Regions from separate parts of the Homo sapiens genome. Here region 1 is linked to region 2. The links are chromatin loops, found by intact Hi-C in ENCODE. Cell type or tissue: dorsolateral prefrontal cortex. All regions are shown on one strand. Links, peaks and the distances in the headings refer to the core of each region. The heading gives the core; the rest is flanking DNA.

The links. A loop is a pair of places that touch in the nucleus more often than their neighbours do. Peaks named below come from ENCODE experiments on the same cell type or tissue, not always from the same donor. Only the 100,000 strongest peaks of a DNase experiment are listed, where the experiment ranks them.
Region 1: it touches region 2 in a loop (6-fold over the local background); 4 of 110 quality-filtered maps call a loop at or near these places.

What each region holds. Positions count from the first base shown.
Region 1 is chr1:74,466,766-74,472,222 of GRCh38, forward strand. The region is part of intron 23 of FPGT-TNNI3K (FPGT-TNNI3K readthrough); the gene reads left to right. The region is part of intron 21 of TNNI3K (TNNI3 interacting kinase); the gene reads left to right. LRRC53 (leucine rich repeat containing 53) reads right to left here. Exons shown (of 5, transcript NM_001382280.1): 5 at 2,611-5,436. The coding sequence ends at 3,113. Among named protein-coding and RNA genes, the nearest start is that of LRRC53, 43 kb to the right of the region's middle. In dorsolateral prefrontal cortex, for the core only: CTCF peaks have their summits at 2,445 (motif pointing left) and 2,650; no DNase peak of the experiment used is centred there; H3K27ac peaks cover 3,140 bases.
Region 2 is chr1:74,671,032-74,676,488 of GRCh38, forward strand. It overlaps ERICH3 (glutamate rich 3), which reads right to left and starts at 2,761. Exons shown (of 15, transcript NM_001002912.5): 1 at 2,466-2,761. The coding sequence starts at 2,488. In dorsolateral prefrontal cortex, for the core only: no CTCF peak of the experiment used is centred there; DNase peaks (open chromatin) are centred at 2,510 and 2,830; H3K4me3 peaks cover 1,627 bases; H3K27ac peaks cover 3,577 bases; H3K27me3 peaks cover 846 bases.

The DNA of each region.
Region 1 (5,457 bases), core at 338-5,337, 200 kb before region 2:
GAGTGGCAAAGAAAAGGGAACAGTGGGCTGTTTTTCATTCTTTCCTTCAACAATTATTTGTTGAGTTCCTACTGTATACCTCCTAGGATAGGGGAAAGGGATTCAATAGAGATGTAAACTCTTAAATGGAGTTTAAGACCTGCTAGTTATATGGAGATTGATTGAATAAACATTTTAATGATTCTATAGTTAACTGCCAAGGTTAAGAAAGACAAAACTCTGTGAGACTATATACTAAAACAATACTACTCGCAAGTTGGGGGACAAAGACAGAATGCAGGTTAGTGAAGGCTTCCCAAAAAGAGTAACACTTGAGCTGAGGCCATAAACAGTAGTTTTCTGAAAGAAGGCGGCTTGGTGAGAAAGAAAAACAGTCTAAGCAACCAGAACATACGAAAATTCATTAGGAGAACAGATACAAGGGAAAGACTAGTAGCAGTTGCAACATTGTAGCCATGGAGAGGTTAAATCTCTGTATCAGGCATTATTTGAAACAAGTTCATCTTTAGATGGAGGACACTAACATCATGCTATTCTGGTCATTACTTTCTAGGTTATCAACTGTGCTTCTCATTTTTTCTTGCATATCTGTCTTTACTTCATTCCTTGAATTTGAAGCACAGTATTTTCTCCAGGATGTCTTCTTAGTCAAAACTCATAAACTAGAACATTGAGGAGAGTAAGAAGAATAGTCTATTGAAGATGGGAGAAGGTTGGAAAACAGTAAGAGGTAGAAAAAAGCCTGATACTAGATAGTGACAGATTTTGGAAACTGGAACAGGAAATTTGGACGTGAAATTATGGCAATTATATTTTTTTCTCTAAAGGAGTGAAAAGATAAAAGTAATTTTTTAGGAAGTTCATCTGAGTTTGATACAAAGGATTTATTTACTTAAAAAAATTGTAGTTCCTACAGTAAGGCAAACACTGAATTATCTTGTAATGCTCATTGGAATAGCTAAGCATTGATTCTTAATATGTGGGCTGCAAACTATGTATTCCAGATTACCCTGGAAAGTTTGTTGAAATGAAGATTCTGGGGCCCTAATCTAAGTTTACTGAATTAAAATCTCTCAGATGGAGCCTGAAACTCCACAATTTAACAAGCGCCCCAGGTGATTTGTGCCCAACAAAGATAAAAAATGAATGGGTTGAAACTCAAGCAAAAGACAATGAAGTTGGAGCAGCCAGCTGGACTGCTGTTTGAGTAATCCAGTTGATTACAACACACAGACTACAATGGTTACCATGGAGATTCAAGGGCAAGGGTAAACCTGAGAACTATTTCAAAGGAAACATCATAAAGAGGTAAAAGACTGGATTTCAGAAATGGAAGAGAGAAAAGAGACCAGGAGAACTAGGATTGCTGCCTCCTGAGAGTCAGTTAGTGACCAAGAGTACTCATTAGGCCTCTAGATATCAGGGATATTCTTGGCAGTGAGAGCAGAGAGAACAAAGCTAAAGGTGCTGAAGTAAGGTGACAGCGCTTTAAAGAAGAAGAAAAAAAAAAAGGAAAAAGAAAGATAGCTACCAAGAAAAAAAGTGACCTGGTCTACAAAGATGAAGAAACTGTCGATTAGGGTGGAATAAACTTATCATGCAAGAAGTTGGCATAGATACTCGTCTCACCTTAAAGGTGCTTTAAAAATAAAGTGGGGTCAGGCAAGGCAGATAGGTGGCATAGCAGTTAAGCTCAAGCAGAGATAATGAACAGAAATACCAGAGGAATTAGGATTAAAAGCAATAAAGTCTTGAATATTGGCGAGAAAAGATGAAGAAGAGAGGTAAGAAGTTTAGGAATTTTCAAAATAAGAAACTTAAGTTATTTCCTAGCAACTCTGAATAGGAAGGGAAACAAAAGAGGCGGGGTATGTAGGCAATATTTATGTTGTTCTAATCTTATAAGGTTTATAAAGCTTATTTATTATTATTATTCTACCAAATGCAGATATAAAGATGTATAGACCTAGACAGGTGTAGAGATAGGAGAAGAGGAAGTTTGTTTCCCTTTTAACATTTTTGTTCCCCTACTAAAAAATGTAAAATATTATAATATTCTAAATTGTGAAGGTATGCTTCAAATATTTTTTACAGTGGTCTCAATAATTAAATTATTTGAATATATCTATATTTTTCAAATAAGCATGGCTTTGAATGAGACATGTTTGTTCTGTTACTGTTTTTAAATTTAATATTTATATTCACATTTAATTCCAGTGTATAAGGAGGAGTTCTCACTCCAAACAACAGTGGCATGCGAAACCCAAGAGATCAGACCTTGAAAGCTATGCACTAATAGGTTATTTAGTTTTCAAAATCTTAAATTAATAACAATTGGCAATAAAGCTCATTAAAATTCCTTTTGTTCAGGATCCATTGTGTCGATCTTCAAGCCCTGTTCTTCTAAAATGATTGAAGCTGAGATCTCCACCTAGTGGATATATAGGATTTTGCAGATCTTTATGGGAACAGCCAACTATCCCTGGAAATCCTTAATTTTTTTCTCTTAGAGAAATAACAAGTTTTAAAGACTTCTACTTAAATCTGGGATGATTGTCAACAGGACAATTGCAAATGTATGAAACATACCAATATGCATATCAGTTACACTACAGTTAACAAAGCTGAATTTTTATTTTCATACTATAATTAGGAAAACAGATCAAACACAAATATGAATATATAATTATCCATGTAGAAAGCAATATTGTAATACCACTAATTGAGATATGTATAATAATTTACATGAAATAAACATCAAATGTAAATCTGCTCAAATACTCTTCTTATGTAGTTTTTCATTTGTTTAAGGCTTTTTTTTTTTCAATGTTTGCTTGCTTTTGCAAGACTTGGCAAAACTTTTCTTACTTGTTTTTTCATTCCTTAGAGAAGCATACTCAGTTAATTGTGTCAGACGTATCCTATGACTCCATCTTTGATTTTTGTCATATATTCAACTCTGGTTTTATTTTATTGATAACAAAGAGTTACTGAGGACGTTGTTGTCCTCCAAAATGATCCACTTCTAATGCATGCAAAGGCTAGTGGGTGTTTGTCCTCTTGAAGAAAGCTAAAGTAGAAAAGGATTATTATTTGAGTTATTTTGTTCACTTTATTCTGTTTCTAAAGGTGATGTAGTAGCATATTCAGCAGATGGTGGATACAGTACAGGTTTTGGAGCAGAGTTTTCAGCTTCATTTATTCTGCTAGGAACTAAAAACACCTCATTTTCTGCCTCAAAACTGTCTTTTAACCCTGGTAAGAAGGAAAGCGCTTCATGTGTCTCCACTGTCATTGCGCCTTCTTTATGTGCACTATCTTTATCTGGTTGAATATTTTGAACTTCTCTAAAATTATGTACATTACTGTTAACTTCAGGATCTACTTCACTGCAAAGTATTCTATTTTGGGTTTCATGGGAACTTGTGATACTTAAATCTTTAGCTGTAATGGTCTCCTCGGCAGAGCTTGCATCATGTAATATATATTTTTCACTTGTTCCATTTTCCCAAGTTTGCTGCCTTTCTTTTGTGATGCCTTTTAAGGTCATTTGTGAGATCTGAGTTAACATACTAGAATCTGTCTTGCTTTCATCAAGCATATTTTTCTCTTCTTTCCCTACTATTTTTATCTCTAGTGCTTCAGTGCCGTCATTTCTGGGCAATGCATTTGTGCTGTCAATTCCTTTTTCGCTACTATTGGTTAGGTGCCAAACGGCTTGACTACTAACAGGAGAAGTACTGATATCCTTGGGAAGTTCTATTCTATTTTGGTATGGAATTGAATTTGTCTTCATAAATGATAGGTTGTTCTTGGATTGTGTTTGGGGAATGAGAGAGGAATCATAAGTTTCTGTTTTTGAAAGTTTTTTTTCTACATCATTTTCTTCCTTATCCATAATACAATTTTCCACAATTTGATGTGATATTTGGGGTTTTGTCATTAATGTTTTTTCTTTATTTTCAAGCTGTGCATGACTTGAATTTTGCTCTCTGTGTTGTAAGGCTTCATTTTGGTCTAAAGTGTATTCCTTGTTGTAGCTGTCAGTCTTGTGAGCATCTAAAAGTTGTGTTTGATTCCTCGGGGACAAAGAAAACTGATTTAACTCACTGGTCTTTGATACATTCTGTCCCATGTGCTCAGTGGACTCCGTTGTCCCTTGGTCAGTAGCCCTCCTGGAATGTTGGAATGGTAAAACATCACTTCCTGTATTTTCCCAAGTAGTTGCTAAATAACTAAGCACTTTTGATTCAAGCTGAGTTGCATCTTCCATTTGCTCAGTTGAGAATTGAGAATGTGAGTGCCTGTGCTCAGCATCAGTGGGTGTAGGTTGGGGCAATTTTGATGTGTTTCCATCAGGAATGTGGCCAGCTGAGTAACAGCTGCTTTCTATAGAGCTCTGGTTGACTACACGCAAGTTGTTAGCACTGAGCAGGGGGGCACGTTTAGTGTTTCGTTGATAATATGGGGTCTGCTTTGAGTCATGTTTCAGAGGCAGCCTCTTTGAAGTGAGTCTAACATAGTTGCTACTCTCTGACTGTTGAAGAAAATCTGCAGAACACACAGTATTTATTTTGGCTTCTGTCTCAGAAGTTTTGGATAATTTCTTAGGAGGCAACAATACCTGCTTGCATTGCTTTGGGAGACTTGACAAGGATTTTTCTGGATGGACTCTGACTTTTCTAAAAGGATGTAAATTTAATTTTAAGTTTTGTCCTTTAATTTTCCCTTTGAGGTCAGACTGAGGGGTTCTCTTCCTTTTCAGAACCCATGAATTAGTAAACCATTTTTCTCCTTTGTTTCTCTCCCCAGTGTTGCTAAATTTTTTAACATCCAACTTAGTCAGTTGGTTACTTTGATTTTTCTGTCGTTTCCAAGGGGTTGATATTTTGGGTGACATCATCGACCTATTTATTTCTACTAAATCAGGATCATGGAAGATAACCCTCTTTGGGGAATATGCTTTCTTGGTTTTTGTTGATAATCCTGATAAATCTATGTTGTCCTCACTCATAAGAAATTTTTCTATTGCACTGTTAATTTGGATTTGCTCTTTCTCAGGCTTTGAGTGTTGTCTACGATTTGGCTTCTTTTCTTTCATGTAATCTTCAAATTGCTCACAGGGCACATATTTACAGATAAGAGAATTGTTTGGCTGAAAATACCTAGGTTTGCTCTGTTTTAACAGTCCACAAGGATCATCATATTTTGATCTATTTTTTTGTACGATCTTTTGTACATAGTGTTCCTCAGGCTCACAAGGCTTGGATGATGAGCTTGTAATAAAATGTCTTTGCCTATGAGGGTGTAAGCCATTGTCTTCTTTTTCTATTGGAGGCTGCCATGATTCATTTGTTAAACGCTTCTCAAGACTTTCTCCTGCCAAGGCTGAAGCGGGTGTTGCATATCTTCTTCTAAATATGTCACTGCTGATATCTGTGGAACAATAAATGCAAG
Region 2 (5,457 bases), core at 164-5,163:
GCCCTGGTAAATTTGTGGTCAGACCATTTCTCTGCTCTCAAACCCTGTTTTCTGTTGTTTAAGACGTTTATCAAGACAATATGTGCACCACTGAACATAGACCCTTATCAGTAGTTCTGCTTTTGCCCTTTGCCTTGTGATCTTTGTTGGACCCTTATCATTAGCTCTGTTTTTGTCCTTTACCTTGTGATCTTTGTTGGACCTTTATCAGTAGTTCTGCTTTTGCCCTTTGCCTTGTGATCTTTGTTGGACCCTTATCAGTAGTTCTGCTTTTGCCCTTTGTCCTGTTCCCTCAGAAGCATTTGATCTTTGTTCTGCTTTTTGCCCTTTGAAGCATATGATCTTTGTACCTACTGTCTGTTATTACACCCCCTTCCCTTTTGAAACCCTTAATAAAAAACTTGCTGGTTTGAGACTCAGGTGGGCATCACAGTCCTACCAATATGTGATGTCACCCTGGTGGCCCAGCTGTAAAATTCCTCTCTTTATACTGTCTCTCTTTATTTCTCAGCTGGCCGACACTCATGGAAAATATAAAGAATCTATGTTGAAATATTGGGGGCGGGTTCCCCCAATAAGTCCTCAAATTCCTTATCTGTAAAAATGAGGGTAACTAAAAACCAGCATGAGTGGGAAGATTTAATAAGGTAGTTCATATAAAACACTAGAATGGAGCCTGGCACATCGTATGCACATAATAAATATTTAGTTCTAACACAATTTTCATTTCCGAATACATGCATCTCTAGATTGGATGCACCATCCGGCAATACCATTTATTCAGCACACATTTGTTGAGTTTTATTTTGTTCTGAACACTGTCCTAAGTGAAGGGATCAGAGAAATTAATACAATATGGTGCCTACTTTTCAGGAGCTTACCATTTAAGTGCAAAGTATTTGTTGCCATCTTAACACCTTTCCTGAAGAGTACCATGAAACATACTCTTGCATTAAATCACAAATTTCCCTTTTCCCCATAGGCTTGGAACTAATGGAACTTCAGAAAAATTTGACTTCAGTTTCTGAAATCTTAATCATGCACAGTTTAATCAATAGCTACATTTTTCTCACATTTTAAAATAGATTATTAAATGGTCTAATCAGATTCTAACTAGCCAAAAACTTGAAAAACATAGGAAGACAACCATGACTGACATATTTATTTTCCCAAATGCAAACATACTGCAAACATCAGCTGCTGAAAAATAGTGCTATTTGCATCTTACGTAGCATCTTACATGACCCACAGATAACTAAAAATTGCACAGGAGTTCAGCATCAAAATGTTAAAAAGTACCTAAATTAAATTCAACTTGAGATAAAACAAAAAGTTTATGTAATCATAGCTATATCACTTTTCTAAAAGTTCTGAAACTGATTTCCAACGTGGCACCTTATATGGCTTTAGTTTTTTCAAACATTTTCATTTACGCCATTACACTCAGAGAATTCATTAAAAAGTAAAATCTTGAAGTTTGGGTATAAGTTCCAACACAACGACTAATGTGGTACTTCAAACATCACAAACTCCAAATGATCTCAAATATGTTGTCCTCTGCTAATTTGCTGCTCCTAAAAATGTGCAATAAATGCAATTAAAAAGGAAAGTGCCTTCAATTTAATTGCAAGATTGACTAGGATATTTATCTTCTTACTAGATGTATCATAATAAAAAATCGTCTAATATGCATTACATTGTTTAATTCAGGAGGAAATTGGATATTCTCCCTTCCAATAAAAAAAGAAACTTTTTTTTTTTGCAACAGCCAATAATGACGGTGTTCTTTCTAGAATACATTGAAAATTGCCAAAATAGGTTATCTAAGGGGTTCACCTACCTAAAGCAACTGAAGATCATGAGTAAATACACAGGCACACAACTCCTCCCTCTCTTTTCCTGTGCCATATAACCTTCCTTTATTAAAATACTTTTTAAAGACCCTTATGGTCCTTTTGAGATTGGGCAGAAAAAAATCCCTGAAATAATACCCCCTTTTCCCAATGAAACATCTTTCAATACTGAATGAACTCACACCTCGCTTATATGTAAGCTAAGGTGAGAATGCATCTCTCATTCTCAAATCTCCAAACGAATTCTTATTTTGGTAACCTCTTCTTTTGCATCTAAACACACATGTTCCACACCACAGGATCTTCTTGATCCCAGCGAAGGTCCTTGCTTAATGTATGCGTTTTTCACTTCCATTTTTTAATCCTTCCAGGGTGAAAATTTCAAAAGGGGCGAACGTGGGTGAAAGAAACGAAGAAGGGGAGGGAGGAGACATGATGCCTGGGATTTCTGCCATCCTCGCTGCAACCCAGAATTCGTATATATTTTCCTCTCCCCAGCCCTCCCCCTCGCTCCCCTCTCGCCCCTTCCCTCCGCAGCAGGAGGGAGGAGGAGGGGCAGCTGGCTGAAGCCGCCACCTGCCACAGCGTGGAAAAGCTCCAGTTGTCACTTACCCAGCGGGGTGAGAATGGCTCATTTTTGCAGGATCCCTTTTGGACCCCGCGGCAGGTGCGGAGGGTGGGTGCGTGGGGCCCCGTGCGCGCTGGCGCTGCGACAGTCGCGCTCGAGGGGTGGCTCCGCACCGAGGTCCCCTGTGCGCGGGCACCTGGGCTGGGCCGCCGCCGCCCCTGGGCGCCCGGGCTACCCGCAGCCTCCCGGGCTCCCACCCTCCGTTGGTATCCACAGCTTCCCTGTTGCTAAGGGAGGAGAGAGGCAAGCGCCCAGGGTCTGGAGAAGCGGAGGCGCTACTGGAACCGAGCCTGCGGAAGCTGGAAGTGAAGCCAGCTTCTACCCCTTTTTCTGGGCCCTGATAGGGAGGAGACCCAAGCAAGCCCCTGCTCTGTTGCTCTAGGGCGCGAGTTCCCCAGGTATCTGTAACATGAAAACACAAACACACTCGTGCACACACACAGGCACACCCACACATTTTGGCTGGCGTGCTTCCTGCTAGGCCCTGGGGAAGGAAGGACTGGGTAGCGGCTGAGGGTAATAAGAGCAGGGAGCAGCTACTGCGTGATGCGGTGGTTTCCAGTGCTAAAACAGCGATTGCAAATTTGAGGGAAAGAAGGACGTCTCTCAATCTGTTTTGGGTTTTGAATTTGTTTCTGCATCTGTAAGGCATTACAATCGACTCATTTTCTCCTTGGAAAACCCCTATCCTTCTTCCTAGCTGAGGTCCCCACTTCCAGTGGGCAGGGCTGACAGAGCTGGCTTTCAGAAGATGGGGGAGACGCAGTTATTCAGTAAAGCACCCAGAAACAGTACTTACATTGGAATCCAGTACATGGAATGCAGGGCTTAGATGAAGCAGCCTGGATTTAAAGGAGGATCTGAATGTGGAGGAAGTTTAAGCACTAGACTTAGATAACCTATTCTTGTTTTGTTCATGCTTGGTCAGGTGTTTTGCAGAATGACTTGATCTCTGGCCTCAGGTTCCTCATGTATAAGTGAAGGGTTGGACGCATCAGTGGTGACTGAGCTTTCTAGGGTCTCTATTCTGGGTCAGCCACATTTAGAGGTGGGAAGAGCATCACCTCATTAACGTCATTCTGCTTTTCCTCACGTGGTAAAGACCCACTGAGTATGACAGAGTTCAAACTCCTTAGTGTGACATTCAGGGGCCCTCATCACCTGGCCCCAGTGTCTTTCCCGAGCCTGTGTGACCACTTTCTCCACTACCTTAAACTCTAGCAAAACCAAACTCTTGCGCTATCCCTCTAGTGGAAACATACTTTCACCCTTGACTACTTGGAAAACTTCTATTCATCCTGTAACACTTAGCTTAAACACTTCCTCTTTGACATCCTCAGGTGTGCTAATGACTCTGGCCTCAGGGGGCCACTCGGCTGGGATATGCCTGTTTTGTGCTTACCCCCTGTATAACACTTGCTGAAGTAGATGCTGCCTTTTCTACTCAAATGCAAGCTCCTCCATTTCATTTTGTACATCTATTCCATTTTTCTATATTCTCAGAAGGAAGCAACAGTTTAATAAATGTTTGCAGCATGAGTGAAGGGAAAAAAGGAAACTCTTGAGTGGTGGCATTTGTAACGAGTTGTTACTAAATGCTCTCCTCAGCCTTTTATTGAGCATTTACTATCTCATTTAATCCTCATCTTCATTTTATGAGACAGGTTTTTTTCTCCATTTCATAGCTATCAAAACTAATACATAAAGAAATTAGTTATTTTTTCTGACATCTACAGTGGCTTCCAATGGGAAAAACTAGGATTCAAATCCAGATCTATCTGATTTCAGCCTACAAATGCCTTTAACAATTACAAGTTGATTTACTTTTCCGTGGCCCCTATAAATTGCCAGAGAAGCCAGATATTCTATACCATTACAGGTTTTGGACCTGAGTGACCAGAGCCATTCCAAGAAAAAAAAAAAAATATGATGCTAGCCCAATAGCTTAGGTCCTGAGACTGAAGGATTCAAGGCTGCTTCAGAGCCCAACTGGCCAGAGCTAGACTAAGGCAGAGGTCATCTCCCCGTGTCCCCTACCGTATGTCTATCCCCACTAACATTGGTTTCCATTTGAGGTTGCCCTTAATGCTCACTGTAACTAGATTTCACCTGGATAAAAATCGGGACTGGGGAAGGAGGAGGAGGAACTAGAAAGATACACTGTAACTTGCCCCAGGTGCTGCCAATCCCTAAGGATGGTGTAAATAATGTAATCTTATATAGATACTAGTTGTTACAAAATTCATTTTTGCAAATAGAAAATGGTATTTTCTCACTGGTTCAATGAGAAGGGAAATTAAAATATACTATTTAGATACTCAGGATTCTGTAGAAAAGATTCGCCAGCACTCTGCAGACAGTGAGGTACCCTCAACAGCATGTATTAATTCATAAATGGGGTTTGAGTTCTCCACCCCTGTGAGCTCCACAATTTCACATTCCTGATGAAAACTGCAAGGAAGCTACTAATTTTCACTTCAGAAAATGCTCACTGTGAAAATGTATTGGGAATTTAGCCAGAATGAGTTTCTATGTTAATTTCTAGAATGGAGATAGGGAAAGGGAATAAAGAAAAAAACTAAATTAAACTGTTTCAAGACCAAATAGTCACTGGAGTCCTTTTCACTTTCTCATAGGAAAAAAAAAGTCCCCAGATGTCCCCAGAAGTATCATAAATTTATAAAAAGATTTCAGTTTTATAGAAAGACCTGTGGAGTGAGAGTCAGGGTCAGGAGATTGAGAGAAGTAGAAGGGCAGCGGGGAGATAAGGATTACACCTACAGTGTTGATTGGATCTTCATTCAGGGTGAACAGCAGCTGGACTTAGGAATCACAGATCTAAACTATCAGTGACAGTCTTATTTGTTTTCTGTTGCTATAACAGAATACCACAGATAAGGTGATTTACAAAGAAATTTATTTCTTACAGTTCTGGAGGCTGTGAAGTCTGATGTTAAGAGGCCACATCTGGTGGGG